Regions from separate parts of the Mus musculus genome. Here all the other regions are linked to region 7. A link is a loop called in an ENCODE intact Hi-C map of the cell type or tissue named here. Cell type or tissue: left cerebral cortex. All regions are shown on one strand.

Region 1 (4,000 bases), 210 kb before region 7:
GTGCAGGTGTTCGGTGAGGAAGGTGGTCACCTCTGCTGGTTACCATTCTGAAGTGCACCTGCTTCCTCTTTATGTCTTCCCGTCACCTGAGAGGACAGTGGGAGGTCAGTGTGCTCCCTGAGTTCCGCTCCTGTCTGTGGGAAGGACACTGGCTGCCTGTCCGGCCCCTTTCTCTGGGAGGAGGGGCCCATGCATTCATGTGTTCCTATGGTGGGGTGCACACTGTATGCATGTGTGTTCCTGTGGTGGTAGGGTACACACTATGCATGTGGAAGTCAGAGGACAGCATTGGCTGTCATTTACCAGCTGCTGCCAGCCTTCTTTTTGACAGGATGGGGAATGGACCTGCTGATACTCTAGGCTGGCTCATAGTCCTAGCCCAAGTTACTTACTTACTCTATCTATCTATCTATCTATCTATCTCAATCTCTCTCAATCCCCCCCTCTCTCTGAGTTATAATGCACACAACCATGACTGATTTAAAATAAATAAATAAATAAATAAATAAATAAATAAATAAGGGTTCTAAAAACCCAGTTACTTACTGATCTCTGTCCGCAACCTGATCATTTCCTGAGCTGCCTCTAGATGACCTCTCTACACTTAAGCCAGGAGGTACCCAGAACAGAGGGCCTCTGACACCCACACATGGCAGGCTGCCTGTGGATCTCTATAGTCCTGTGACAATCAACCTTCCCAAGCTGGAGCTTAAAGCCCCCTTCTGCCTCCTTTCAACGCAAGACTTTGCTACCAAGAATTTTCCTGGTAACCTTCTTTGTTTTTTTTGCTTACAAAACTTTCCTTGCTATTAGACCTGGGGGTTGGGGGAGGAAAAGAACAAACACAAGTCAGCAATAAAAGCTCTTGTTAAGTTAAACATTGACCAGGGCAGCATTCATCAAGCTGCTAGAGTCGTGGCAGCCGTCCTGTTCCTCCCCCACAAACGCAGAAGCAGCTGGAAGGGAAGCCTAAAGTCTAGGAGGGGATGGCTCCCTCCTCCACAACTCTGCCTACGTCAGCCCCTGAAATAGAAACGTGGGGATGGAGTGGTTTGATAGCAAGGAAGAATCTAGAGAGAAAGCAGTGTCATGTGGCCTAAACTGGCCAACTGCTGCCTCCCTGGAGACATGGGGCAGAGAAAAGGATGGAGCCTCGCTCGCCCTGGCATTTCTGCATCTGTTTTCTGGTCCTTGCTGCTTCCATGCTTGCAGTAGCTGCTGTTCTTCGTGTTAGTGCATTCATATCAGCGGATGGTATAAACACTTAGGCAGCCAGCCTGCTATGGAGGAAGCCAAAGCAAGAGAGCTCTGGGCCAAGGTGATTTCCCTACTCTGACTCCCCCATCCCCACCCCCTGGTCTCCAGCCTTTTACAAAGCATAGTGGTTTAAGGTTAGCATAGGATGGAGAGAAAGGATCTGAGGCTTGGTCCAGATCTCTTCTTAAGGAAACAAGTGCTTCCCCACTGGGGCTTAGCTCTGGGAACTGTGACCAAGAGAAACTGGAAGCCCTAGTAGGAAGGGTCTCCAACAAGTGGAATGAGACCTGTAAAACCAAACCTGTGTGTGGCTAGAAGACAGGATCAATCAAAGAAGTGAGGTCAGTCTCCACCATAGTGGAAGGAGAAGGTTATCAAAATGCCATCTGTTAGAGGAACTACCCCTTCAATGTCCTTCTGGCTGGCCCAGAAAACACAGAAGTCCTTGGTGTAAGCACAACAGGACTGGGCTAACCACTGCTGAGCAGGGCAGCTATGAGTCTCTGGGGCACTGTTTGGGTATAGCAACTGACCAGCATGTGTGTCTTTGTAGCCTTCAAACCACAGTCATTCCCAGAGGGCATGTGGATTCAAATATCTCATCGTGAAGCCAGGGGAGTGGGGAGAGACTATCACATAGAGATGTACTATTTCAGGAGGTGGCCACTCCATCTTTCTCCATAGGAACCACTGGGAAATCAGGATGGAGGTGGGATCTCTGCACCCCTGTGCTTCAACCACCAGCATGAGAGGCAAAGGGAGAAAGATGCTGGGGCCTTTATAGTGCCCCGGAGACACAGAACCAATAGCTCTTTCACTCTAGAGAGAAGGAAGTTGATTTGTCACAGTACTGATAACAGATGACAGTCTCCCCCACAGCAGCTCCGTTCACATCTTGCCAAACACCTGTAAACCCCTAACAGAACAAAGCTGGGTGCTGGAGACTTGACTCAGCAATTAAGGGCACTGGATGCTCCTACAGAGGACCCAGCTTCAATTCCCAGCACCTACGGGGCAGCTCCCAGCTTCTGTAATCCCCACTCCAAGGAGTCTGACCCCCTCTTCTGGCCTCCGTGGTACTACACCCAGGTGATATACATACATACAAGCAAAATACCCATACATAGGAAATAAAAATAAGTAATTTTTTTAAAGTAGGGTTGTCAAAAAAAACCATTAGAAGGTAGCTCTATTTCTGCTTTTTAGAGTGTAGCTACTTAGCATGTGCTGGGGAAAGAGGGAGGACAGGACTGGCTGAGAGATATTTTTAAACAGAATTGGCTCATTAATGGGAGTGTGGGATGTACTAAGTTCAAAGCCTAGAGAGCAAGCCGGTGGGCTGTCCTGATAAGCATGGCTGTTATAGTCTTGACTTGGAAGTCTTCGGGTTTTCTGTGATCCAGGTTTAAAGCAGAATATTGCTTCTTTTACAAATATCAATCCTGGCTCCAAAGGCCTTCAATTCATTGAATGAGACCCACTCACATTACGGAAAATCATTTGCCTTTCTGATCTAACACTAACCCGAGGCTGCACGGGGCCAAGGATGGTTACAAATGTGGCCCAGCGCAAAGTTGTAGACTTACTAAAAATCAAAGTTTGCAAGTCTAAACTTTACAGATGAAATGGTTGTGTTGCAGTGTATACTAGATGCTAATATAAATATTATTCGTGTCTAAAAAAGATTACTTTCACAACACCTGAACTGAACTAGAAGAGTTTTTTTTTACTTTTTGGGGTGTGTGTGTGTAAGATTTTAATTTTTGGATGTTGCTTTCTCTTCCTTTGATTTTTATTTTTGGGAATCGGCTCTCAGACTTAGCACAGGTTAGCCTCTAACTTGCTATACTCCCGTGTTAGCCTCCCAGCTGCCAAGATTATGGACACATGTGTCATGCCCAGCTTCAACTAGCATTTGACCCAATTTCTGAGCACTATAGACAAGCTAGGTTGCTATGTATCATGAGCACTTCCTGGAAAATAGAGGAAGGAGTATTCCCTCTCCCCAAGCAACACTCAGAGATGTTGTGAACTTGTAATTATGGACTCTGTAGTTGAGTAATTATACTTGTAAATTGAAAGTAGAACATTTTGGTCATAGTTCCATAAAGTCAAATGTTGAAAGTGTCTTAGGTATAAAAGTTGTGTTATCTGCCTATGTGGCAGGCTGGCTGGTTTTCTTGTGACACATTGTCTGTGACATAATCTCTGAAATAATCGATAGTCACTGAAAATGGTCTCTTTTGTTTTTTAACATTGCTCTCAGCAGACAAGTGCATGGGCCAATACCCAGCCCTAAAACAGCAGGAGCCCAGTTCTGATAAAACATCGTCTGATAAGGGCTCGGAGGAATTGGTTTCGGTCCCTACTTGGGGACTTGCAGAATGGCATCAGATAGGAAAGGAGGGAGCACCATGTAAAAGCTTAGCCCCAAAGTGCCACTGCCTGAGTTCACGTCCCAGCTCTGACTCTGCGATCCCATGTTTATCTGCCCAGCGCCTCTGTTTCCTCACACATACAATGAGGACGGCATGCATGCTGTCTCCCTGGTAAGATTGGGATGATTCAGAGCATCTGCATGTCCACGCGGCACTGTGTGAGCATTTACTAGGATAATGAGATAAAAGTCCGAGTTAGAGGGTTGAGATGGCGGAAAAGAAGTTTCTAGAAAAACTTTTATGCCTCAGAGCTTTGCTATAATTCCTTACATGTTTAAGATCACTTTATAACGTTGTCTTTGGGG
Region 2 (4,000 bases), 400 kb before region 7:
AGCCAGAGCTGTGCTCTGACCCTGCCTTAAGGCTTAGGCTTGCTCCCTATCCTCTTCTCCAACTTGCCCCCACCTCGCACTTCACCAACTTTCCGGCGACGGGTAACGAGCCCGGAGGAGTGGAGGAAAGCAGGGAGGAGAAAGGCTTAAATGGCCGGGTGGGTGGGTTCGCGGGAGGATGCGCAGCCAATGGCTTAAGTGCTAGGAGGAGGAAGGGGCCGATCCCACCCCTAACCCCGAGGGTGGAATCCTTTCTCTTATCTCCTCTCTAGGGTTCTCTAGCTTTCTTCTCTGGGAGAGGAGGAGGGGGGAGGCCGGAAGCTTGGGAAAGGTGTGTGCACTCCCTCCCCCACCGTGTCGCTAGGTTCGGGGCCCCGGTAATAGCTTTCTCCACGGAGCGCGCTCGCTCTCCCCACCGTGCCTTCACCGGCTGCACGGAACCCGGTGCCGGCCGCCCTCTCCCGAGTGCTTTCTGTTGCGACGCGCACGTTCCGGATCTCGGAGCGCCAGGGGTGGTGCCAGTGTCGCCGGGCGCTCGGGAGGGCGGGCGGTGACAAAGAGCCGGTGTGGGGGAGGGGAAGGCCTCAGAGCTGGCTCGCTCCCGCCCCCCACCCCGCACGTGAAGAGGAACAATTTGTTTATCTTGGGCTTCAAGAATCCTTCCCTCCTCTCTGCTCTCCTTGGCCCCTCCTCCCTGCCCTCCCTCTTCAGTGCGCTCCCGCCCAGTCCCGCCGGCAGCGCCCTCCTCCTCCCCTCTCTCCCTCGCGTGCTTCCCTCTCCACCCCCCACCCCCCCCCCCCGGGCCCTCCTTCCCCTCCCTTTTGGAACGCGGCCGTGGGGGAGGGAGCGGGAGGCGCTTTGTCCGCCTGGCGGCCCTGCGCAGTCCCCGGGACCGCCCAGTGCCTCCGGCCCTGCCCCCTCCGCCGCCCCAGGCCACCAGCGCGGTGGGAGGAAGAACCCGGGTCCCAGAGTCTTCTAGGGAGCTTCTGTCTTAAAAAACAGGAAGCTCTAAACCACGCACACACTGGCTTTTTCCTGATTGTACCCTGAGCTGGGACGAGATCGGGGTCTTGACTGTAGCTGGGGGACCTAGGTGTCATCTGTGTCTCTCGCAGTCCCCTAGTCCCCCTCCCTGCCCTCACTCTCAGTCATGGGAGATAGCGAACCTGAGGCTGTAGTAGAATAAGCCAGGCATCAAGGATTCCATTCTTGCCCGCCCCTCAACCCCCTTTAATGTTCACACACCTTCTGTTCCCAATTGCATCAAAATGGACTTTTTGCGTGAGATCCAAAATTCCCGTCTTCTGATACAGTTTACGACCTTTGGGGATGGATGCTGGGGGCGGGGTACTGAACGACTGTGGAACAAAAGCCACTATCTTTTTTTAGAGACCTGGTTCGAAGGCAAAAGGAGTAGAGTCAGGAGCCAAAAAGTTTTTTCTCTGGGCTCTGTACTCCCTTAACCACCTTTAGGTTGTGGAAGGAAGACAGGGGTGGGGGGCGCCTCTGTGCTAAGACACCCGCAGGTACAGCCAGCCTGTATTCTGAGAATTCCTAGGAGGGAGCTCGCCCAAGACAGTGGTTAACTTCAAAATGAAAATATAATGCTTATTTGAATAGATGAAGACAACAGCTATAAATTTCTCAATGAATTCTACTTCGGCAAGTTAATAACAAACTTGAAAAACGATTGCCTGAAAATCAATTTTTTTCTACCAGTTTTCAATAATTTAGCTTATTGACTTATAGAAATACCAAACCCGTGTGCAAAACAGTATATTCTAGCTTCTGCCGAATCACAGGCACCTCACAGATGCCAGTGTGAAGAATGTGTGACGCGTGGGATGAAAATAAACCGTTTCAATCCTAAGCAAAGACGTGTGTGTAGAGTCTGTGTACAGAGACAGAAATTAACATAGCCATCCTTTATGGGTTACATTTTCCTGGAAAATAATTAGTTTCAGAATTCACATCCGCCTCTGGGATGGAAGACTACTTTAAGCTTATCCTATGTATGAGATTAAAAAAAAAAAACTTCAAGATGGGTTACTAAGAAAATGTTCCTCTTCATTTTCTTGAATTGACTGCTGGATTATAGTGGTACTCTGTTGGGGCACAAAGCAATTAAATTTAGTTCTCAGATTGGACTCACTATTTGGAAAGCCCTAAAGAAAAACGGTGATCAGCCACAGCCAAACAACAGTGATGATAAAAATAAAATCGAAAAGGATTCTTTTCTGTTTTATTGCTATTGTTCACCTTCTTAGGACCAATATGTCCAAAGTACTAAATATCGATTGGCTCCTTCTGCCTGGCTTGGGTTAAGAGGACAATCTAATGAGGGCGTTGCTTCTTTGGCTTTGCTTTTCTGTCTTACACATTTACAAGCATAGGCATGAAAGACAGACAACACAAACTAGCAAGCCAAAAGCAACGGGAGGTGGGGAGCAAGTAGTCTTGCCCAGTCCCTGTTTTAGGTCATCGTGGGTTCTCTGTAGGCTGCTGCATACATAGAGCAGGCCACACTCCCAGATTTGAGTGTATATTCAAGTGACAGGTCCTTTCTACACAGGTAGAAATCCAACATTGGTCATCACCATTTTATATTTACAGAAGGCCCCCCACCCTGGCCCCTAAAGATCCCTTGGTGAGAACTGTTGACTTCACAAATTTAAGAATCTCAGTGGAGAAGTTGTCTTTCCAAAGATCTTTTTCTGTTAGCAAAATACGTTCATTCCAGCTCTTGGAGCAGGTTCTGGGTCCAGTGTTAAGATCAGCTATGTTTTGCTTTTCAAGCCCAAGACGGACGGACTTGACCAGGATGTCATCGTTTAGAGATACCAAGAAGCACATCACCGTGGTTTTGACATCTCAAAATGGCTGTAGTCTTACTGACCCTGGAGAAATGTGCTGTTCATGGCTCTCCCTGTCAACAGCCCAACAATTTATAGACCGTTTGCAGAGTGTGTAAATCTGTGGAACCCATGCTCCGAAGAGTTTATCGCATAAAATTCATTCGATTATATATGTATTAATCACTGAATATTGGATATAACTGCACCCCTTCTGAAAATGGTCCCATCTATCCTTGGTTTAGAGCCAGGAAATGCCAATATACTAGCCCACTACTGAACTTTTCTCCTCCGTGAATCCTGTTTGCCTTTTAAAATTTTATTTTATGGTGACCTTTGCCTGGACTTATCCTATCTGGCTGCTATCTGGGGAAGAGGGATGGTCTTTGCAAATTTCCCATTACCTGACTTAGTGTGCCTGGAGAAAACTGTGAACTTTTCTTTCTCTTTCCTTAACAATATGGTGTTCTTCTCTTTAGGTCTCAGAAGGCATTGTTTTCAAGCAGCAATACATATCATCCTGTTTTATTCTTTGGCCATGGTACATTTTATTTAGTGTGGAGTGGCCAGCAGTCAGCCAGCAAAGTAGAAGTCCAGTTAATCATTAATCATAATCTACAAAGTGAGATCCAGGCTGAGGCCCTTCCCAGGTAAAGCCAACTCCCAAGGAATTAGCATTTTTGATACTCCTCTTCCTGTCTTTTTAGAATCACAAGGGCACACTTTAAATTTATTTTTATTTTATTTATTTATTTATTTTTTTATTTTTTTGATTTTCTGGCACATACTAAGAGAGGAAGGGGCACGTTCTGGCCAGTGTTTGGTTTCTGTAGGCACGATGAGGATCGATGGCTGTAAGGTTTGCTTACGTTGAGTTACTTTCTACCTACGCCTGTGATGCCCAGGGCTCACTATTAGGTTTCCCAACAGGGCCTTTTATTTGGTTGAGATAAGAAGGCTTGAGAGCAAGCGTTCTCTTGTGTTCCGACACCCTTCTCCCCAGGATCTAGTACAAGAAACCGTTTTGCATGGTACACAGTAACAGCTGGATGCATCCAAAGCTCTTCTACTTTGAGAACGCTCCTAGAGGAATTTTCTGTGGGTGATGAATATTCTGTTGGTTTTCCACTAGTTCTTTTCTCTACTCC
Region 3 (4,000 bases), 310 kb before region 7:
CCGTTTATTTCCGAGAGGATTCACCTGCAGACAGTGTGGACTTTTAGCAACCTCTTATCTGTCCCTCTTGTGTTGGGTCTCTGCTAATAGTGGGCTGTATCCCTACAAAGGAGACTTGAGTGTCAGGTAGGTGCCAAGGCCAGCCTGTATGTGAGGGGCTTCAGGTGCCCTCATTGAACTGTTAACCTGGCGGGGGAGGGGTAGGAGAGGGCATGCAGCGGTGCCCCAGGAGTGGGGCAAATGGCTGCTTTGAAGAACCCAGCTAGAGAAGGATGTACAACTGTTCTTGAGCAGTAGGTGTCAGTATAGTCAGTGACTTCTTCAGCTCGGCACAGAAGGGGTTAACCGGGTCTGCTTTAGACAGTGCTGCCGGGTGTAGCCCATCTGTGCCCTCCACAGTACTGGTCTTTGTCTCAGGGCACCAGTTGACACCAGGGGAAGACCCATGTTGACTAACTACATTCCCCTCTAAGAAATAAAAGGAGGTACTTTGTCATCTGTGGTTTGGAGTCTAAGACCGGGTCTTGGATGTTGTGGGATGGATTGGGGTTTATTGGATATAGAAGTTAGGGGGTCTTTATAGAGCATGGTAGGGGGGTCTAGAACAGGGGGAAGGGGAGGTTATGTACTCTGAGGGGATATGAATGAGCTGGATGCTTTTCCTTATTATCACTGGCACAACGTCTGCTACAGGCAGGCAGGGAGACCTTCAGAGCTCATCCCAGCCTCCTCAAAATACCTCTTGAATCACAGAAGCAGCAAAGAGAAACCCAAAATCTCCCCCTACACACATACATACACACACCACATCACACACTACACACATACATACACACACCACATCACACACTACACACATACATACTCATACACACACCACACCACACCACACCACATCACACACTACACACATACATACACACACCACATCACACACTACACACATACATACTCATATACACACCACACCACACCACATCACACACTACACACATACATACACACACCACATCACACACTACACACATACATACTCATACACACACCACACCACACCACATCACACACTACACACATACATACACACACCACATCACACACTACACACATACATACTCATATACACACCACACCACACCACATCACACACTACACACATACATACACACACCACATCACACACTACACACATACATACTCATACACACACCACACCACACCACATCACACACTACACACATACATACATACACACACCACATCACACACTACACACATACATACTCATATACACACCACACCACACCACATCACACACTACACACATACATACTCATACACACACCACATCACACACACAGCCCAGGTCTTGTCTGTCTGTCTCTCTCTCTCTCTCACACACACACACACACACACAGCACAGCACACTTTACAGGATTGTCTTTCTCTTTTGCCATTTTCTACTCCAAAGGGCTAATTGTTGGCCACTATGATGGAATTTAGCACTTAGAAACAGCTACTGTGTTGATTAATTAAAAAAAAGAAAAGAAAAAGAAAAAAGAAAGAAAAAGAAAAGGAAGAAAGCCATGATTCCTACCTAGCCAATTGCCTTTTCAAGCACACCCAATTTTACTTGTCTTTTCTAGTAATACCCTAATGTGAGAATAAGACTGACTGAACTCACTGAGAGTTGTAGATTCACCCCTACCTCCCAGATAACCATCTTTCCATCCACCTCCCTTGCAGCACAGTAGAGTGTCCCTTAAAACAAAAACTATGTGTAGACCACCTAGGGTGATACAGACATGCTCATGGGACAGAGCTCGTGTCCGGTTTTTGCCTGGCTGGCTGTCTTTATCAGCCTGATGAAGCCTTGTTCTTGGGAGTACAATATGTTAAGCTAGATTGCTCTTTCTTCTCCCCTTCTGTCTCCCTTTTAAAGCATCGCACACTCCCTGGGCCAGGTGGCGTTGCTTCCTGCCTCCGCTGCTCGCTGCTCGCTGTTGCTAAGCGAGAGGCACCCGCTCGCACATGATGCTGAACCAATAGCGTCCTGACCCCCATTGGCTGGTAAAAGCCAAAGAAAGAGAATCCCACCGCGCCGCCTGTGACCGGTGGGTCCTCCTCCCCCTCCCACCTTTTCTCTTCCGACAGGAAGGGGCGGTGGCGGTGAGGGCGATGGGAGGAGGAAGGGGGAAGAAAGGATGGGGGAGGCGAATCCTACCACGTTCTGCCTTACTTGGGATAAATGCCATTTTTTTCTTCCTTTGTGAAGCAAAGGAACAGTGGCTTCCCCATGCAGATGCGCTTCTTCCCGTCCCGAAACTACCCCTGCTGTCAAAGCCCATAGTCGGAAAGAGCGGGTTGTTGACCTGCAGACCTGTGCTTTCTCTCTCTCTCTCTCTCTCTCTCTCTCTCTCTCTCTCTCTCTCTCTCTCTCTCTCTCTCTCTCTCTCTCTCTCTCGGAATAGGGCCAAGCAGTTAAGGTCCTCAGTTTTGGAGGCCCTGGGACCGTTCTGTCCTTTCTTCCTCCTCTTCACCCCTCTCCTTTCCTTTCTGTCTCACAATATCTTTTTTCCCAGAATGCAATTCATTGGAGTGTTAAAAATTAGCAGAGGGTGTTTTTACATCTTGTGAGGACACCGGCAGAACATTGGTGAGGGGGGGGGTGGTGGTGAAGGAAGCGGTATCCGTACAAAAGTCATTTTTAAAACTCCCCCATTAGGATTCTTAGTCCTTGGCAAATTCTAGTAAAGAACAAAATGGAAATGACAGGCGATCTTGACTGGCAAACTGCCAGTGTAGACAGCCAGTGGTAGGTTTGAGATTATATAGAGGAAATGACCTTTCTCCTATAATTACCTGGATATTTTGAGAAACATCGGACCCGAGTTACCTGGATAATTATAGCTTTGCAGATCTGACCTCGGGACAACACAGATTTCATGGAGAATGCTCTCTTTGGTGATGAAGGTGAGAGGCACCACTGCTTTTGCAGCCCAGGAACAAGACGCCCTCCTGTGTGCGCTGATAACTGCAAGTGTCCCCTGGCCTTTAGCAGACAGCATTAGGTTTCTTCTACCCTCTTCCTGGATTTGCCATTGGGGTGCACAGTCAAAAGGATGAAACCTGTTCCATTCCTCACTCGGGATCCCACAGAATAAAAGATCCTTCTCCCTCCCCATCTGCCTTTCCCAGCCTTTACACGGATTCTTGGTTTTTTTGTTTGAACCAGAGCTAAATGGCTTTTATAGGAGGAAGCACAGCTAAGGCTAGATTAAGCCGAAGGGATCACACGGGGAAATGTTTACAAAGGTTGAGGAACTCCAATGTTTCCCTTTTAGTCTGAAGAGCAAAGGTAGCCAGTGCTGCCTGCAGCCTTTGCAACATTTAGACAAGATTCGGAACCAGTCTTGATTCGGAACCAGTCTTGTTCTCCCTGCTTCTGGTTTCATCTGGGTTAAACCAGAGGCGTGCACACATTATGGTGTGTCGGGTTCATGCAATGCCTTTGTCATCTACTGGGTCTAAAGTAAAACTCCTAAAATGGGCTAAGAAGTAAAAAGGAGAAAGAGGAGGAGAAGGAGGAGGAAGGAAGGAAGGAAGGAAGGAAGGAAGGAAGGAAGGAAGGAAGGAAGGAAGGAAGGAAGGAAGACCAGAGAGTTCTGTACACTTGACTCTTCCTTCAGCAAGCTCAACTCAGCTTTGATATATTTACCCACCTCCCCCCTTATCCAGAGCAGAGTTGGGAGCCAGGCCCTGACTTCATTATTGAGATGCAGGCGCCATGCTCCAGCCAAGGGAACCTGCCAGGACCTGCTCTGCTTCTTCTCTTCTTCTCGTTGAGAATTCTCTCCTTTCAATCCTGGTTTCACACCCACCTCCTAACAACACAGCTGGCCAAAGGCAAATCCCTCTAAGTCCTTAGGTGTCCTGCCTCAGATTCACACATGTGACTCTAACAGCCCGTGTAGGTGCTGGGTGTGATGTGTCTTGAAGG
Region 4 (4,000 bases), 180 kb before region 7:
CCTGCCTACAAGCCAATCTGATAGAGGCATTTTCTTAGTTGAGGATCCCCTACTCCCAGGTGATCCCAACTTATGTCAGATAACAGGGAAGAAGAAGGAGAAGGAAGAGGAAGAAGAGGAAAAAGAAGAGAAAGAAAGAGAAAGAAAAGAAAAGCAAAAGGAACAAAACAAAGAAAATAACCACCTCAGGGAATCCGTACTCTGCCTTTGACCCTCGGATACTGAAGTTCTAGAAGTAACAGTGCTCACAGACCCTGAAGACCAAATGCATAGACACTCAGCCCTTGTCCTAGGACCAATCAGGGAAGGAAAGGCTATAGGTGTGTGACTGAAATCATGTGACAAGATAAGATCAATTTCCAAATCTGATTTGTGAAGACCCTTTGATCTGACTTAAAGGCAATATTTTTAAAGATTTATTTTCATTACTTATGTTACGTGTGAGACTGTATGAATGTGTATGGACAAATGAGCATAGATGCCCTTAGAGATCAGAAGAGGGTGTCACAGCCCCGGGAGCTGGCAGTGGTGAGCCACCTGACATGAGTTCTGGAAACTGAGGTCTTGCCCTCCCCCAAAGCAGTGGACACTCTTAACTGACTTAATGTCATCATTAGAAGCTGTTTGTGTTCTTTAAGGATAAACAACTTGCCTCAGATTGGGCATTAGTCTGTTAGGTACAGGAGTTCTTGCAATGAGCATTTTAAAATTAATGTATTTGATAATCACAATCAAGTTTATTTGAGTTTAAAAAAAAATAGTCATGGCATGCAAATACTGCTGAGGAACAAATTTAACAAGGCTCTTTTTTTTTTCTTCCAGTGTGGCCTCTATGGTAAAAAATAGTAAAATGTGACCTTCTAGGTCTTAAAATCCATTATTCTTTTGACCTTGAGGCTTTGATGCAAAAAGCAAGAATAACAAGAGGAGAATCAGAAAATGGCTTCCTGTCAGAAAAGCACACTCTCTGTTGTTTACACACGTCGGCTTTATTGAGCTTAATTCCATCAAGCTAACAAAATGGAGAAGCAATAGTTACAGCAAACGAGGCTTCCAAGGCTTAAGCTCTTGCAGCAGGTCCCAGTGTGGACTGCACCACAGCCCACAGGAGCCTGGCCAAGTTCCTCCAGCCATTGCTTCCTCCTGCTCTGTCCTTTCCAGTGGCATGGCCAGGACCCAAGCCTGGATTTGCACGTCCCCAGCAATCATTTCCCAACATCTAAACACACCTCCCATAGTAGCTTCCTCTGAAAGGGAGAATGGAAGTCAAGTTTCACCCAAACTTCCTATGGAACACAAAAGGCCATAACATCCAAATCGCCCCTCTGAAGCACGGGGGCTACTGAGACAGCAGAATTGCCGTTGGAAGCAAAATGGGATGTAGTGATTGGTTGAAAAGAAAAAAAAAGTGAATTTCTAGCTCTTTTCAGGCTCTTGCCATGAGTAAAACTTGAAAATGAAATATCAGAAAATCCAAGATGAGATGGGCCTTAGATCTTCCATCCCCCTCCAATCCCCCGCCTTTCAGAGAGGCCGTATCTAAACCATCCCAGATGGCTGCTCTATTTTTAAAGAACTCCAGAGAAGGAGTCTCTCCCACCTCCTCAGTCACCCATCTCAGAATCTCTTGTTCCTTGCTCCCAGAATGTTTTTTTTTTGAGAGCCTTCAGCAGTGGTGGGGACGGGGAGATTGTCTTAGGGACCCTTGGGGGATTTTACCCCAGGGTGCAGGGGAGGAAACTGTGGCTTCGGGCAGTGTCTCTCTCTCTTCACTGAAAGAATTCTCTCTAATCTTAGGATTTCAGTTTTGTGAAGGAGCTTCTTGAGGGTCATTCCAAAATTCTTGGGCTTGTGATCTGTATAGCACTTCCAAAAGGAGGAAGACTGAATACATATTCATGTTTAAGACCCAGGAGAAGAACATGTTTGGGGCTATACACAGCTTCCCCGGGAACAGACTTGTCCAGGAGACTGCTCATTCATTGTACCCTTTGTTTCTCCAGTCCATCCTGGAAACCACTCAGGGGTTGGCTGAGATTCGGCCGTCTAAGAAGTAACCAGGCAAGGTCACTACCACCGAGTCTACACTCCTGTGGAGAAGAAGGTGGCCCAAGGGGAGGAGTGACAGGCGAGGGGATTATACATCATGACAAGGGGCACCATGAAGATCAAACAGATGAAAGTGAGAGAAAGAGATGGCAGGGAGGCAGAGTGGCCAGGACAACCTCAATCCTGGGAGTCTGCCCCTCTGTACAGGCAGGGAACTGCAGAGTTAGCATAGGTCATAATTGTAAGAGAGCTTTGCTACAGGAGAGGGTGGGGCCAAAATGTGTAAAGCCAACCAGCATCTCCTAAGCCATGTGACAAATTTAACTTTGATGAATGTGAAAATCTGTAGAAATTTAGACGGAAAAGCGTGACCTGAATTTTTTTTTCTTTTTTTTGTTTTGGCTATTTGGGTTTTTTGTTTTTGTTTTTGCTTGTTTGTTTGTTTTTTTGGAGACAGGTCTTTCTGTGTAGCCCTGGCTGGCCTGGAACTCACTATCTAGACCAGCCTGGTCTTGTACTCACAGAGATCCCCCTGCCTCTGCTTCCCTAGTGCTGAGATGACTTGCAGAGGATAGACTGGAGAGGGTAAGGTGGGAATCGAAGTGGCCCATACATTAACTGAACTGAGGTATGTAGGAGGGTGGGGCCACCTCTGATAAAACCTTAGAAACTCGTAAGAGTGACAGGTGTGAGGCACATGCACTGGCCACGCCCAGGTACACCTGGCTTTAACAAAATGTGTAAAGCTCAAAACTTAGAGTCACTTTTCTCGTTTTCGAGTGATTTGCCTTGAGTGTCTGTTCCACAAATGGAAAATAATGTATGAGCCTTTGACTAAGAAATGCTAACGAGACACAGGAAACCTTAATAGAAGGCTCATAGCATTAGAAGAGGTCATTTTCTCCTAACTTCCACCCAATAAAAAAAATACCTTTACAAATCCCTGGCAGATGAACATGCAGCCTGGTTAGGGAAAGTTCAAGAGACAGGAAGCTCATTAGCCTCTGGAGGCAGCTGGATCTCCCTAATCGCTTTTTCCGCCAGCTCCTCCATAGATGGAGGATGGGGTCTTTTCCCTGTTACAAGGAACCATGATCTTAGTTTCACGTCTAGACCTACACGGGGTAAACTGAGTTCTTTTCGTACCAGGGGATCACCAGCTATATAAGGGCGAGCCATGCCCTTCCTGCCCTCTCACTATTCTCACTCTCTGTTTAAATATCCCGGACTCTCCCATGTGACCTGTTTCCTGGGTGGCTTTCCGTGGCACCTGATGCTCGGCCTCCCAGAGGCCACTGCAGCAGAACATGCCTGCATCTCCCTGGATTGGAGACCTTACATTCATTAATATTCATGAGTGCAGCCCAGAGTTAAAGGAGATTAGACATGACTGAAACCAAAGGTACTCGAGAGACAGTTTTCTTGACACAAAACACAAAACTTTACAGTTGTACCTAGCAAATCTTATTAAGTAACTTGTAGGAGTCTGGTTTTGAAACTTTTGGAGATCCGGCAGTCATACTAAGAATCTGATAAAAAGCTTTGGACTTCTTTCTGAAAAAAAAAAAGCGAAACAAAACAAGATCACAAAACTCTTATTAAACACCAAGCCATCTTTCTAAGCCTCCCACAAAACTCTACATACAACTTCTCAGGGTCTCCAGAGTTCCTAAAATCCATTTTTTGTAAGCCTTCATTTTAAGAAGTCAGCTGTGCCAATATTCTGTAATCCTGATTCTGTCATTCAGAGCCTTATGTCTGTATATCTCTGTGTCAGTGGCAGAACACCCACAGGGTGGGTAGGAACACTGTCGAAATCCTGCAGTTACAATCAAACTACTACAGGAAAGTGACGGAGTCTTTAGGCTCTATCAGTGGGTCATTTGCTTCTGTGACCTCAGCGAGCCTCTACAGACACTGGTCACATTGCCCAGCTTCACTGTGGAGGTGT
Region 5 (4,000 bases), 490 kb before region 7:
GGACATCACTGAACTGTGGATCTTTTTTGCAGAGACGGGTGACTCACCATCCAGGAGGGGGTGGAGGGAGGATGACACAAAGGAAAACGAGATTTAGAGATCTGAGCTCTCTGTTACCGTGTCACATGGTCCCTGCATAAACCAATGTTCTACAAGTGCGGAAGCCCAGCCGAAAGGTTCGGGCACGGCCTGCCCACCCAGTGTTTCCTTCTCCAGCTCTTAGAAGACAGTTTAAAGAGAGCTCCGGAATGTTCTGGTCTTTTGTTTGGAAATTTCGCCTGCTTGTTGACTAGTTGTCTGTGGACCGTGGGGTGGGTCTGTTTGCTTTAAACAGGCTGAACGATGTGTAAGGCATGCCGGCTGCTTTTGTGCCTGGCTTATTTGAAACTGTTTTAGTGTGACACTGGAGGACTTTAAAGGCAACTGTAGCTGTGGTGGGATGTTCTTGCAAGTTGGTACAAGAAAAAAATGTGTCTATTTCTTAGCACATGATCAGTGGTCTGCATCTCCCCTATAATTAATAATAAAAATAATAATAATATCACAGGGTCTTGCAAAGAAATTTGAATTACTGAAGTTTTTTTGGGGGGGAGCCACTTGCCCCCTTTATCAGAAGACTGCCAAACATAGTCCCAAAGATGGAAGACATTCCTTGTTCTTATATCACAGGAGTTCAAACCCTGTATCACAAGAGAAATGGTTTCTGGAGAGTTATGGAGAGCTACAGTCAGTTTTGCATATTATCATAACAAAAAATAACCAATAAAGATACTGCCCCCTTCATTGTATAAAGGAGAAATAAATGAAGGAATTGCCACTGAGCTAGGAAGCCTGTCCGTCCCACCCCCTCAGTTTTCACCCATCTTCCTGCAAGGAAGCTCAATGGCTGCCAGAAAGGAAGAGACCATGGCTGTGAACTGGTCAGGCCAGAGGTTGCTGGGCATCAAAACGGCAAGAGGCAGGTCACAAAGACCAGGATGGGCAAAGCAGATCTTGTCCTGCCTTTATCTCTAATTAGTTGTGTGGCTTTGGATAAGCATTTCACCTCTCTCATCTGTCAAATGACAGGCTGGGACTAAGTTCTCCAATGTCTCCAACAGCTCTGGTAGGATAGCGGTGTGTGTGTGTGTGTGTTGGATTAGATTATTTTATTAAGGATCCATATGAAGGCTGTGAAGAAAAGCTGACTGTTTCTGCAAGCTGCAAAAGAGCAGACTCTGGAGGAGCTATGAAATGATCCACAAGGAATCCCTGCGGTGGGTTGAAAAACTATAGAATTATGGAATTGTGTGTAACACACAATCTGAGTGAGGCTCTCTGAGGCCATACAAAATGGGACACGCTAAAGCAAAGAACCCAGGCTTTTGAAGCCAGCCTATGCCCCTACTCCAGTCTCTCCCCATGATAATGCAGCACCGTGTGCTCACAATTAAATGTCAGCCACGGAAAACATTTCCCTTGGCTTTGTTGTTCCAGGACCGGATTCTTTTGTCCTCCATATAATGGATATGCAGAAACAATGACAGAACAGAGATTTTTTTTCTTTTCTAAAGCGATGACAAACACAGTGCTCCTTCCTCCCTCCCTCCTTTCCTCCCTCCTTTCTCCTTGTCCCCACCCCCTAAAATAAATCATTGTTCAGGAAAAAAAAAAAAATCCCATTGTCTATTGTCCACGGAGATCAAGATCTGCCTAGGAACAGTTCAGGCAGACGCTGCAGTGTTCCTAGATGGCCGGTAGGTGGCGCACGAAGGCAGTGCTGGCGGAAGCGCGGCCGGTGGCAAGGACGGGGTTGTCGCCTCCCGCAGCCGCCGCCCCCCCCCCCGCCCCCGGCCGCCCCCCTCCTTGCGTGCTAATTGCTGGAACCTCCACTGGGACTTAGGTCCCGGAGAAAGAGAGCGGGAAGGAGGCGGGGAAGGGAAGTGGGGGCTCTGGCTCCAAACACACAAAGCCTCTAGGGCCTCGGCGGCCCTGGGCAGGGCGCCCTCCCTCTGGTCTCTGTCCCCGGGAAGAGCTGCTGCATCCTTGGCTCCCGCCATAGGAGAACCGCGACCCTAGTGTGGGAGTCCCACACACCTCTGACCCCAGCCTCCCACGGGGCTTGGAGACCTGCCTCTGAGCAGCAGGAGGCTCCCAAGTAGACATCTGTCCCCGGCATCCACGCGTGTCCACCCCCAGGAGGAGTCACTGAGGACCTTGTCCCCTCTTCGTCGCTGGCCTGTGCTGGCACCTGGAGTCTAGATGTCTTACCTAGCCTCCAGCCTCTGCAGGAGAACCTGGTGTGAAGGTGTATAGGCAGGTGGGAGCTTTGTGACCTTGAATTTATTAATACCGTCCCCCGACTCCCCACCCTGCTCCCCAACCCTTCACCTCACCAGCCTATCAGTCACAGGCTGTGATACTTAGCCTTCTGAGTCTTGATTATTTATTTTAAGATAGTGCTTCACTTGGGGGCGTGGGGGTTGCAGACAGCACAAACAACTGTCTACAATCCTTAGGACAGACCTGGCATCGCTAGCACCAAGTTAGAAGGGAAAGGGGCACAACTGGATGTGCAAGTAAATGGCCATCAAGATGTCTGAGCTCCCATCTTTGGCTTTGCCAAAGCTGTGAGAGACCTCCTTCCTCTATTTGGAATTTATCCTCTTGTGATTTATACCCAGTCTCTGTTGCGACTCTCTGAGACAGGAGTGTATACCATTAGCTTTGGAGTCAGGCTTGCCAAGTTGAAGTCCTGGCTCCCCCATTTAGTAGCTGGTTAAACTTCATGGTTAGAATTGGACTACCTTACAGACAACAATGGAAGTTCGCTGAGATATCCACGGACATACCGGAGGTGAATCGAGCAATTGCTGACAGCAGCTTCTCTCATTTGAGTCAGAAAGGTCATTTCCCTTCCAGGAAGAGAACAGTAGTCCTGCGAGGCCACATTTCCCCCACAGGATTCCCAGCTATCACCCCAAACACTTTTGTTTGTTTGTTTGTTCTTGTTTTTTTGTTTTTTGTTTTCCAAGACGGGGTTTTTCTGTGTAGCCCTGACTGTCCTGGAACTCACTTTGTAGACCAGGCTGGCCTCCAACTCAGATATCCTCCTGCCTCTGCCTCCGGAGTACTGGGATTAAAGGCGTGTACCACGACACCCTGTCACCCCAAACACTTAAGGAGGCTTCTTAACTCTTGCTGGCCACCAGATGACTAGAGCCATACTCTAGTAGAAAAGAGCTTTGTAGGAGTGGGACTGGATTTAAAACTGTATTCTAAGCGCTGGTCTGTGCCTGGCGATTGGTGACTGCTTATCCCCATCTAGACACTGCTACCCAAGCAGAGATTGAATAGCAGTGAAGGAGGCACCATGCCTTGTCCTTGTTAGGGTATACTGAGAGAGAAATACATCTGTCATGCTCCGACCTGCCCAAGTCGGTTTAAGGACCCAGAAGCCCTTGACCTTTCTCTAAAAGGCTACTCAAGTGTTTCCACCTGCATCTGGTTTGTAGAACTCTTGCGGGAGGTTCAGGCATTAGGCAGACCATTCCTGCAGTCAGTTGCCACAGTTGGTGGCAGAGCCAAGAGGTAGATATAGTAGCTTGTCTTTGAGATGAGCTAAAACTTGCCTCTCAGTACACACACCCTTGTGTATTTCCTTCCCACGTTAAGGAAGAGTGACCGGTGCAAAGAAGTGGACATTGCACAATGACAGTATGATCCCTAAGGCCAGCACATAGGAGACAGTGTATCTGCTATCTCGCTTTCAAGAGTCACTCAACTCTGGAGAAAACTAGGTACCGTGTCGTGAGAATGCCCAAGCAGTGCTATGGAGCCGAGAACCTAAGGCCTCCTGCCGCCAGCCAACAGCAACTTGCCAGCTACGTGTGAGCCCTTTGGAAGCAGATCCTCGAACTTTAGGTAAATCATCCTATCTGTAGTCCCAGCCAGGCTCTTACCCAGGGCGAGAGAACTTGGACCCAAATACATGCAGTTAGGCCATCCCTGAATTCCTGAT
Region 6 (4,000 bases), 180 kb before region 7:
AAGACTGTCTGGCCTGACAGGAAATCCACTTGCGGAGGAGAGCACTTCCTCCTGTGCCCTTGGAGGGAGCACTGTTCTGAGGGACAACTTCCTTTGCTTCCTCTCTTGCTTAAGAGCCATGCTGTCATTGGGGAATGAACAATGCCTTTCACTCTCAAGTGGCGAGGCCTACCATGGGAAAGCATGGACCTTGAAATTCAAATCTCAGCTCAACAGAGCCAGCTCTGTGACCTTAGGTAGTTTATTTAGTATGTCTCAGTTCCAGGCTCCCCGTTTCTATAAATGATGCCTCATTAACTTACCTCACACGTTTGACTTCTTAACTTTGCCTGGCATATTCTCTCTCTCTCTCTCTCTCTGTCTCTCTCTCTCTCTCTCTCTCTCTCTCTCTCTCTCTCTCTCTCTCTCTCTCCCCCTCCCTCCCTCCCTCTTCTCTCCCTCTCCCGCTCTCCTACTACCCCTTCCTCCTCTCCCCCTCCCCTCCCCCTCCCCTCTCCCTCCCCTCTCCCTCCCCCTTCTATCTTAAAACATGCTGACTGATGATAACTTTGAGAAGAGCCAAAACTGTTGAGCATCTGAGTTATGACTGATTTGGCTCTGCCTTGCTTATCAGTCTCACTTCAGGTTTTCACCAAAGTTTCGATTCCAAAGGGACTCTATCCCTATCCCCTCCCTGTCTCACCCACATGCCTCCTCAAAACAAATTTCACTTAAGATGAAGGAGAGGTAAGGATTTGTCCAGGGTAAACCCATGTGCCATTTAAGGTGACTTATCCCTTGGGGTAGGGAATCAAAGAACATCCCAAATGCCATTTCATCTCTGGGTTTGACAAGGTATTTTGGGCATATACAAACACCCTCCTGGGATGTACCATTGTAGGAATCCAGTAGTTCCTGGGTCTTCATAAGAGGTGGAAGAGAGGAACATCTTTGGGCTATCCTTGGCTAATGTGCTGGCGTTGAACATAATAATGGGTAGGGAGACACACAGGGCCTATGCAAACTCTATGAGACCCTCCGAAAATAAAATTTAAAAATAGACACAGGCCCACTAACCTAGTCACTCTCCGAGTCACCGAATATCAGCTAGCCGAGGCCATCTCTCTCTTTGCTAATACGGAATCTGGCTTAATTAACTCAGAAAATTTTGCAACAAGAATCTGTTTCCAAAGAGCAGGGTTTTTTTTTTCTTCTTCTCTTCCTGCTAGCTGACATTCCCATAGCAGTTAATTCAAGAGGCTGTGTTAACACGTTGCTGTTGCCAACTGACAACTGTAGTATTTTCCTGATCACACTCTCAACCCTTTCCCCTTGCTCCTCTGACAATTGAAACCAGAGTCATAAACTCCCTGGAATGACTCTGCAGCATGGGAGTCATTTGCATGTCTTTGTCATACGGGAGGCTGATGCCTATTTTGGGTAAATATAAGCCTCCCAGTTGAGTGAAGGTAATTGAATGATTTCGGATTTATTACATGTGTAGTCGCTTCTCAGCCTATGGTTTTAAGCAAGCTTGTGGTCACATCTGTAAACCTGAGTTTGATATTCGTATTGGCTCATCTCAATTGGACCCAAAATGTGTGCAAATTGGGATATTAGCGCCAAAGCTGGATCTTTTGTCTATGAAACCATGTCTCTCTGCAGCTGATACTCCGGGGCAGCGCTGAAGGGAAAGATGCTTTTGACTTGGTTCCAGCTTGTTTCATTTTCCTTTTTAATTGATTTTAGTCCCATCTATAATTCCCTCGTCGGCTCCACTGTGAATGTCCCTCATGTTGTGGCTTGTGTTCACTTTGCTTTTGTTCCGTTAAGCATTTTGCAATCTCCTCTTTCCCTGCCCTTAGTTCAGAGGAGACCTAAGCTCCGATTGCTGTGCCATTTCTGGAGTGATCTGCCACCTTTATGAGATTTACTGTGGTCATTCCCCCCGCATACTCCCTCCCTCCCTCTGTTCCTCTCTCCCTCTTTCCATCCCTCTCCCCCGCGCTTCCTCCCCATACAATATGATTCCTTTATGAATTAGAATCAGGGTTCCGGGAGCTGGTTGCAGGCGCAGGCATTGGAAGCCTGGGCACATTGCAGTGAGTAATACTATTACCTGCCTCTCTCTGTTACAAGTTCTTCCAGGCGGACTCGGCCTTATTCATCTCTGCAGCACCATCCTCTCACACAGGGCCCAGTGCATAAATGATGTTCCAGGCATTGCCACTGAAGGAGTGAATTAACTTTTGCAAAGCCTTTTATAATTTATAAAGATACTCCACAAAGCGGCGTGGGGTGCTTGTTTTTAAGGCGTTGCTGAAACCATTTCCTCCCTCATTGCTTTATGGTTGTGAAATTGCTTTGGAATTTGGGGACACTGATACTTTTAGTAAATGTCTTTCATGAAAAGCCAAAATCTAAATACTTTTTGTTTTGTTTTGTTTCTAATATGAAGGGCTGTGGGGGAGAGAATGGAGAGAAGGAATTTGTGACTATTTTTTTTCCTTTGTATCCAAAGGTTTTTCTGGGTTTTGAATTTTTTGTTTGTTTGTTTGTTTGTTTGTTTGTTTTGTTTTTCTGTTTTATTCTGTTTCTTTTTCTTTGCAACTGCCCTTTAGAGTCCTTTGCTGCTTCTTTCACTGGGACAGAGGTGAACTGTCACAGAAGCTAGAATGGTGCTTAGAAGGGAGCGAGCCAGTGGGCTGCAGGAGAGAAGGGCTGTGTGTTTGATTTGTGTTTTGACTTGGCCAGTGTTCAAGGTTGTTCCGCTTAACCGCATCATCTCCGCGGCTTCTAGGTCAGCGCTATCCGCGCTACTCGTCCTGGCCACACCTGCTGGACCTTGGGAAGGACTTCAGCCCCATCTCACACCAAAGTCAATGGAAATGCTGACCCCACAAGGTCCCTTGGCTTTATAGCCCTCGCCGGCTACACACTTACCTCAGAGAGCTGCCCAGAGTCAGCTCCCAGCCACCAAGATTTTCTTAACCGGCTTCATCTGTCTGTGCGTATCGCTTCATCTCTGAGTTCTTTCCGTAAAACTCAAGTGTAGATGTCAGAAAACAAATGTGTTACTGCTTTTCAAAAAGGTCCCTGGAGGGCTACGGATGTGTAAACATACACAGAGCATGTGTGGTGGGACCCTGGGTTCCATCCGGGGATCCCAACAACCACAAAACCTTATTGGGGCTAGGCATAAAGAACTGTGCACACAAAAGCAGACATACATAAAACTTTGAAAATCAGGAAGACTTGTGACGTTTACAGCTAGAACAATAGGAATGCTCAGGATTAGGACTCAAAAAAAAAATTAGAGGGAAAATGTAAGTGAGATAAACCCCCAAGCATGCAAACAGGACAGCTGTTGATATGTTCTCAGCATGTTTCCTTCAGATAGTGGCACCTCCGCTCCGTGCTTCTTAGAAGCCGAGTTCAGTGTGTTTCTGCGAATATCCCATTTCTGACCGGTGTGGGCAGACGGAAAACCTTTTAGTAAGAACTGTGACTCAAAGTATATATTACGTTGACATACTGCCTAGATTATCACGGAGGTCACAAAATGTGCTGCTCCTAAGTGGGGCACACAGTGATTTGGAAATGCTCATTTCTGCCTTCACATGGGATGACCTTGGCGGACTATAGATTCATGCTCTTTTGCTATATTAATTCCTAAGCTTCCATAACAAAGTGCCATAGACAGTGTGACTTAGAAAACACTAGAGATGTGTGTCCTCGCACCCCTGTGTAGGGAAAGTCGGGGACTGAGCAGGGCTGAGCTTCCTCGGCACTCCTTCCTGCTCTCCTGCAGTTTACCGGTGGGATCGAACCTACTTGATTTGTAACTTTACCCCACCATTGCCAACTCTGTTGTCCCATGGCTCTCTCCCTGTGTGTCACCTATGTTTACATGACCACTTGCTTATAAGTTGACCCATCTGTACTGCTTTGGGGCTCACTCTATACCAGTATGACCTCATCCTAACTGATTTTATCTGCAGAAACCACAGTTGGTTTTCTC
Region 7 (4,000 bases):
CCAGATGTCTGTTTTGATAGAAAAAGTTCAAATCCCAAAGATGCTGCGCCAGCTGTGGGACAATCAGACAAGTTCCCTAGCCTCTCAGAGACTTGCGCTTTCTAATCAACGAAATGAGTTTGATTACATAGGTAAAGGCACCTAGCAGAGTTTTTGCCTATGCCTAGTTCCTCATATGAGTCTGTTATCTTCTAGTGTGGCCCTGTGGTCTCCTCTTTATTTAAAGAACCCTTTCCAGCCAGAGGGGATATTTGTCAATCCATAGCGTTCTATCATGCTACCCTAGGGAAATTCGGGGCATACTTGATGCTCTCCCTTAGCAAGGAACCCCCAACTCCCACTCCCCTCCCCCAAGCCTCATCCCTTGGTCTTGGCTACCTTTCAGCTTCTAGAGATCAGTTGCAAGTGGAATACCATCCTTCTAGAAAGAGTTATAGCCCCAAGTTCTCTTGAGAATTCTTAGTCTTCGTGACAAATATCACTGAGCCAGCCTAACAGCCCTGAGCAGGGAGGGGGGAGTTTGATTCTCAATGCCGCAGATTTCACACTCGAGCCAGAGCAAGCCTGCACCAGGCTTGATTTTGAAAATGCAAGTTTGCAATCAAATCAGGGCCAGGCTGCAATCAGCCAGGATTACTCGCTCCAGTAATTCTCAAACTCCTACAGGATCTCCCATCACCTGGAGAACTTGGTCTGATTCCGTAGGCCTGGTGGAGTTGGGGAATCTGAATTTCTGCCATGCTCCCAGAGAATGCTAATGTAAGGTGAGCCTGGACCAGGCTCGAAGCCGCTGGATGGACTCATGGCCATGGCTGTACACAGATTGCTCTTATGGAATGAGGAGGCAGTTTTCACATCTTCTTAGCCTTTTTCATCTTCCAAAGTGTCCATTGTCACTGACCACTTTTTAAACAGGATTTTCAAGGGACTCTGGATGGAGACAAGATGGCCTGCCCCGTGCCTCTGGGAGTCACAGCAGGGGTCCTTTGGTGATGGATTCACCCTGCCTGCTGCTCAAATGTAAAACTTGCCTTTGTAGACAGCCTCTAGCCTTCTACTGTATATGAAGTCTTTTGATACTTACAATTTAGTCAAAAATTCATTTGGCCTGAGACTGCTTGGATTTTTTTTCCCTATTACTTGACCCAGTTTTGTGTGTGTGTGTGTGTGTGTGTGTGTGTGTGTGAGAGAGAGAGAGAGAGAGAGAGAGAGAGAGAGAGAGAGAGAGATTTGTTTTCTAGGTAGCCTTTCTGTTTGCTTATTGATTTACTCCAACTCTTTCTTACCCACAACAGCCCTATCTATATACATGCCCTTTCCTCTGTGGTCTCCAGGCTTCAGGAACACGCGCAGTAGTGGCACTGGGCAATATGCCCACCCCCAGAGCGTCAGACTGAGTTTCTCAGGGGCCCCAGGGCACCCACCCTGCTCCTGAGCTCCTGGTCTTTGTTAGGATCTCCAAGCAGTGAGGCGCTCTCTGGTTAGCCTGGAGCTCCCGGCCCCACTCCTGCGCGCTTTGCCCGAGCCCCCTGAGGACTTGTAAGCAGATAGGCTGGAGTTGAAGAGGCTAAATTACGCCTCAGGGGACTTTTTAACGAAAACCCTAAATTTCATTTGGGCGACTGGTAGGCCACGCGGTTGTAGAGTGAGCGGAGGTCCCTTCTCCCTGCACAGGCTTTGTGCCTCTCTGGCTCCCTCCAACAGCGAGGTGCCCCCCTGGATCTGGCTGCCACTGCCCCCCTTCATCTCCTCCTGCTCCCCATCCTTCGGTTTTCTTCCATATCCTCTTCCTGCCCCCCCCACCCGCACCCCTCACCCCACCCTGCCAAGTCCCTCTTCCCTCTGGCTGGAGAAAAGTCGGTAATAAGAAACCAGTTTGGTGTCAGAGAGTGGGGAAGGGAGAGACCTCCACCCCTTAAGATGCACCGCCATGGTGAGAGAACTCATTTTGTGCAAAGAGGGCCTCGAGCCACCAGGGAATTCCTGGATTGTCTCAGGCTGTCGTGTGTGATGTCCATCACGCCGTGCGAACACCATCTGCTCCGTATTATGCTCGCAGTTGCCAGGCTACCTGCTGTACGCAGGAACACTTGACTGCCTGGCTCCACGTCCGCAGCGGCGGCCCGGGCGGGGCGGGGGACCCAGCCCTGATTAAGCCATCTGCGTTGGTGGGGGGACGGAGGGTGGGGGGAACTCAGCGCGAGGCCTGGAGTGCGGTCCCGGGCTCACACCACCCTCTGCTGGGCTACCGGCAGAACGACAGCTGCTCAAGAGGGTCCCTTCGGGGCCACCTAGAAAAGGATGAAGCTCAGGGTCTGCTGGATCCAAGTACATAGGATGTCGTATCCTGTCCCTCCCAGGAACCAATGATCTTTCATACCCGCCGCATCTCTGGCCCCTATCACCCACATGCTGCATGTTCCTGGGGGTAAAAAAAAAAATCCCTTCAGAGAAAGCCAGTTTCCCCACAAGTGGGTTTATAAATAAACAGCTGGCTGTTCTCGGAAGATATTTTTATCGCCTCTGATTTTTGAAGTCGGAAACTGCCTCTTTGGGGGAGGCTAGAGTGTTGTTTACACCCGCCTACCTTGCTCTAGCCGTTGGAAAATTGTTAAGCTCTCGTCCCTGGAGCGGAAGGTGAATGTGCAAGACAGGTTCTTTGGTTTTGATCTCTCTCTCTCTCTCTCTCTCTCTCTCTCGCTCGCTCGCTCCCTTCCCTTATTTTACTGAAAAGTGAGAGTGTTTGGAGAGCCTGGAAGATCTGCGTGGCAAATTGGATTCAAGGAGAGGAGAATGTATTAAGATTCTGGGTGGAAAGCAAGGGGAGGTCGCTGGGCTGGGAGTGGAGAACAAACCAGTAATTAAAACTAAAAATACTGCATCATTTGGCTCCAAGGCATTACATGTCGCATGACGAAAGCTCACTCTGGCTTTCTCTAATTGCACAACCCAGTGTGTGTCCTCCACAGAAACACGAGCAGGGACTTGGAATCCTAGAGTTTGACAGACTATTTCTCATTAAGCCCTCTTAGATTCGAGGTTAAAAGAGCCCTGCGACATAAACAGCTGCCCGCACCAGCTTCGTTTGTAAAGCCAGTCATGGTGGGCTTTCACACTTTGGCACACACCTGTGCACTTGCTGGGGAGCCCCTAAAGATGCTGTGTTTGACAGGCAACACTGCAGCCATTTTGGGTCATGTAGTCAGCATTGAGAACCTTAACTTTGGGGACAGGACCATTTGGGGAATGAAAACCCCAGAGGTAATGGCTTGACTGTGTCCACAGGGACAAAATGTGGCTGGGTGTATGAACATCGTCACCTCGATTGCCACTCTTATTTTTCCCAGGGAAGAGAAGGCTATGAACACAGCCCTTCGCTCCTGGCTACATTCCTCCGCTATGCAGAGAGGTCACATGGGGCAATAAAATCTCAAAGTGCATGGAGAGAAACAGGGCCAGAAAGAACAGCTCTTTTCAAAAACAAGCTAAAGAAAATGGTGCCTTTCCTTGGATCTCATTTTCCCTTCAAATCTCTCTTCATCAAAACTGGGAAATATTAAACAGACTGAAATGCATGAGAGAAAAACTATTATCTGTCCTTCTGCTGGCTGGCTAGCTCTAGCATGAAGTGTTAAGTTGACCAGCCATTTGTCTCTCAAGGTGAGAAACAGCTTGATCCTGTAGGAAGGAGGGGCTTAGAAACATGTAGCAAGCAGAACTAGAAGATAAGGGAAGTCTCTTGTGTACCTAGATACCTGCAGCCATAAAGGTCCTTTTTTAACATTAAGAATATTTCATAGCTCTCCACCTGATTTCAGAGGACTCACATAAGTAAAAGCCTTTACTGTGGACTGTGGAGATGGCTCCACAGTTAAGAATGCAAATTCCTCCCTCTCGGACCAGAGTTCTGTTCCCAGCCTCTGTGCCAGGAGGCTCACGACTACTTGGAACTCCAGCTCTTCTAACCTCAGCTGCACATAGGAGTGCGCGCGTGCGTGCA

What was found. Peaks named below come from ENCODE experiments on the same cell type or tissue, not always from the same donor. Only the 100,000 strongest peaks of a DNase experiment are listed, where the experiment ranks them.
Region 1: it touches region 7 in a loop (2.4-fold over the local background); 4 of 42 quality-filtered maps call a loop at or near these places.
Region 2: a loop joins it to region 7, with 7 times the contacts of the local background. A loop is called at or near these places in 14 of 42 quality-filtered maps.
Region 3: it touches region 7 in a loop (9-fold over the local background); 15 of 42 quality-filtered maps call a loop at or near these places.
Region 4: it touches region 7 in a loop (2.4-fold over the local background); 12 of 42 quality-filtered maps call a loop at or near these places.
Region 5: it touches region 7 in a loop (8-fold over the local background); 21 of 42 quality-filtered maps call a loop at or near these places.
Region 6: it touches region 7 in a loop (3-fold over the local background); 6 of 42 quality-filtered maps call a loop at or near these places.

The regions. Positions count from the first base shown.
Region 1 is chr3:51,913,305-51,917,304 of GRCm38, reverse strand. The region is part of intron 1 of Maml3 (mastermind like transcriptional coactivator 3); the gene reads left to right. Among named protein-coding and RNA genes, the nearest start is that of Maml3, 190 kb to the left of the region's middle. In left cerebral cortex, a CTCF peak has its summit at 2,320 (motif pointing left); DNase peaks (open chromatin) are centred at 1,028, 1,709 and 2,150; H3K27ac peaks cover 1,204 bases.
Region 2 is chr3:52,098,952-52,102,951 of GRCm38, reverse strand. The region is part of intron 1 of Maml3 (mastermind like transcriptional coactivator 3); the gene reads left to right. Among named protein-coding and RNA genes, the nearest start is that of Maml3, 4.1 kb to the left of the region's middle. In left cerebral cortex, no CTCF peak of the experiment used is centred here; DNase peaks (open chromatin) are centred at 660, 1,492, 1,840, 2,642 and 1 more place; H3K4me3 peaks cover 1,679 bases; H3K27ac peaks cover 1,394 bases.
Region 3 is chr3:52,005,854-52,009,853 of GRCm38, reverse strand. The region is part of intron 1 of Maml3 (mastermind like transcriptional coactivator 3); the gene reads left to right. Among named protein-coding and RNA genes, the nearest start is that of Maml3, 97 kb to the left of the region's middle. In left cerebral cortex, CTCF peaks have their summits at 297 (motif pointing right) and 1,992; DNase peaks (open chromatin) are centred at 2,758, 3,226, 3,390, 3,923 and 2 more places; H3K4me3 peaks cover 1,219 bases; H3K27ac peaks cover 1,934 bases.
Region 4 is chr3:51,883,242-51,887,241 of GRCm38, reverse strand. All of the region lies in intron 1 of Maml3 (mastermind like transcriptional coactivator 3), which reads left to right. Among named protein-coding and RNA genes, the nearest start is that of Gm46803, 180 kb to the right of the region's middle. In left cerebral cortex, no CTCF peak of the experiment used is centred here; DNase peaks (open chromatin) are centred at 1,147 and 1,547; H3K27ac peaks cover 1,305 bases.
Region 5 is chr3:52,194,266-52,198,265 of GRCm38, reverse strand. No RefSeq gene overlaps it. Among named protein-coding and RNA genes, the nearest start is that of Gm30074, 16 kb to the right of the region's middle. In left cerebral cortex, a CTCF peak has its summit at 1,719 (motif pointing right); DNase peaks (open chromatin) are centred at 68, 1,355 and 1,665; H3K4me3 peaks cover 1,010 bases; H3K27ac peaks cover 1,122 bases.
Region 6 is chr3:51,878,172-51,882,171 of GRCm38, reverse strand. The region is part of intron 1 of Maml3 (mastermind like transcriptional coactivator 3); the gene reads left to right. Among named protein-coding and RNA genes, the nearest start is that of Gm46803, 170 kb to the right of the region's middle. In left cerebral cortex, no CTCF peak of the experiment used is centred here; DNase peaks (open chromatin) are centred at 53, 1,328 and 2,153; H3K27ac peaks cover 455 bases.
Region 7 is chr3:51,699,717-51,703,716 of GRCm38, reverse strand. The region is part of intron 2 of Maml3 (mastermind like transcriptional coactivator 3); the gene reads left to right. Among named protein-coding and RNA genes, the nearest start is that of Gm46803, 6.0 kb to the left of the region's middle. In left cerebral cortex, a CTCF peak has its summit at 2,256 (motif pointing left); DNase peaks (open chromatin) are centred at 1,556, 2,172, 2,498, 2,827 and 1 more place; H3K4me3 peaks cover 1,294 bases; H3K27ac peaks cover 1,713 bases.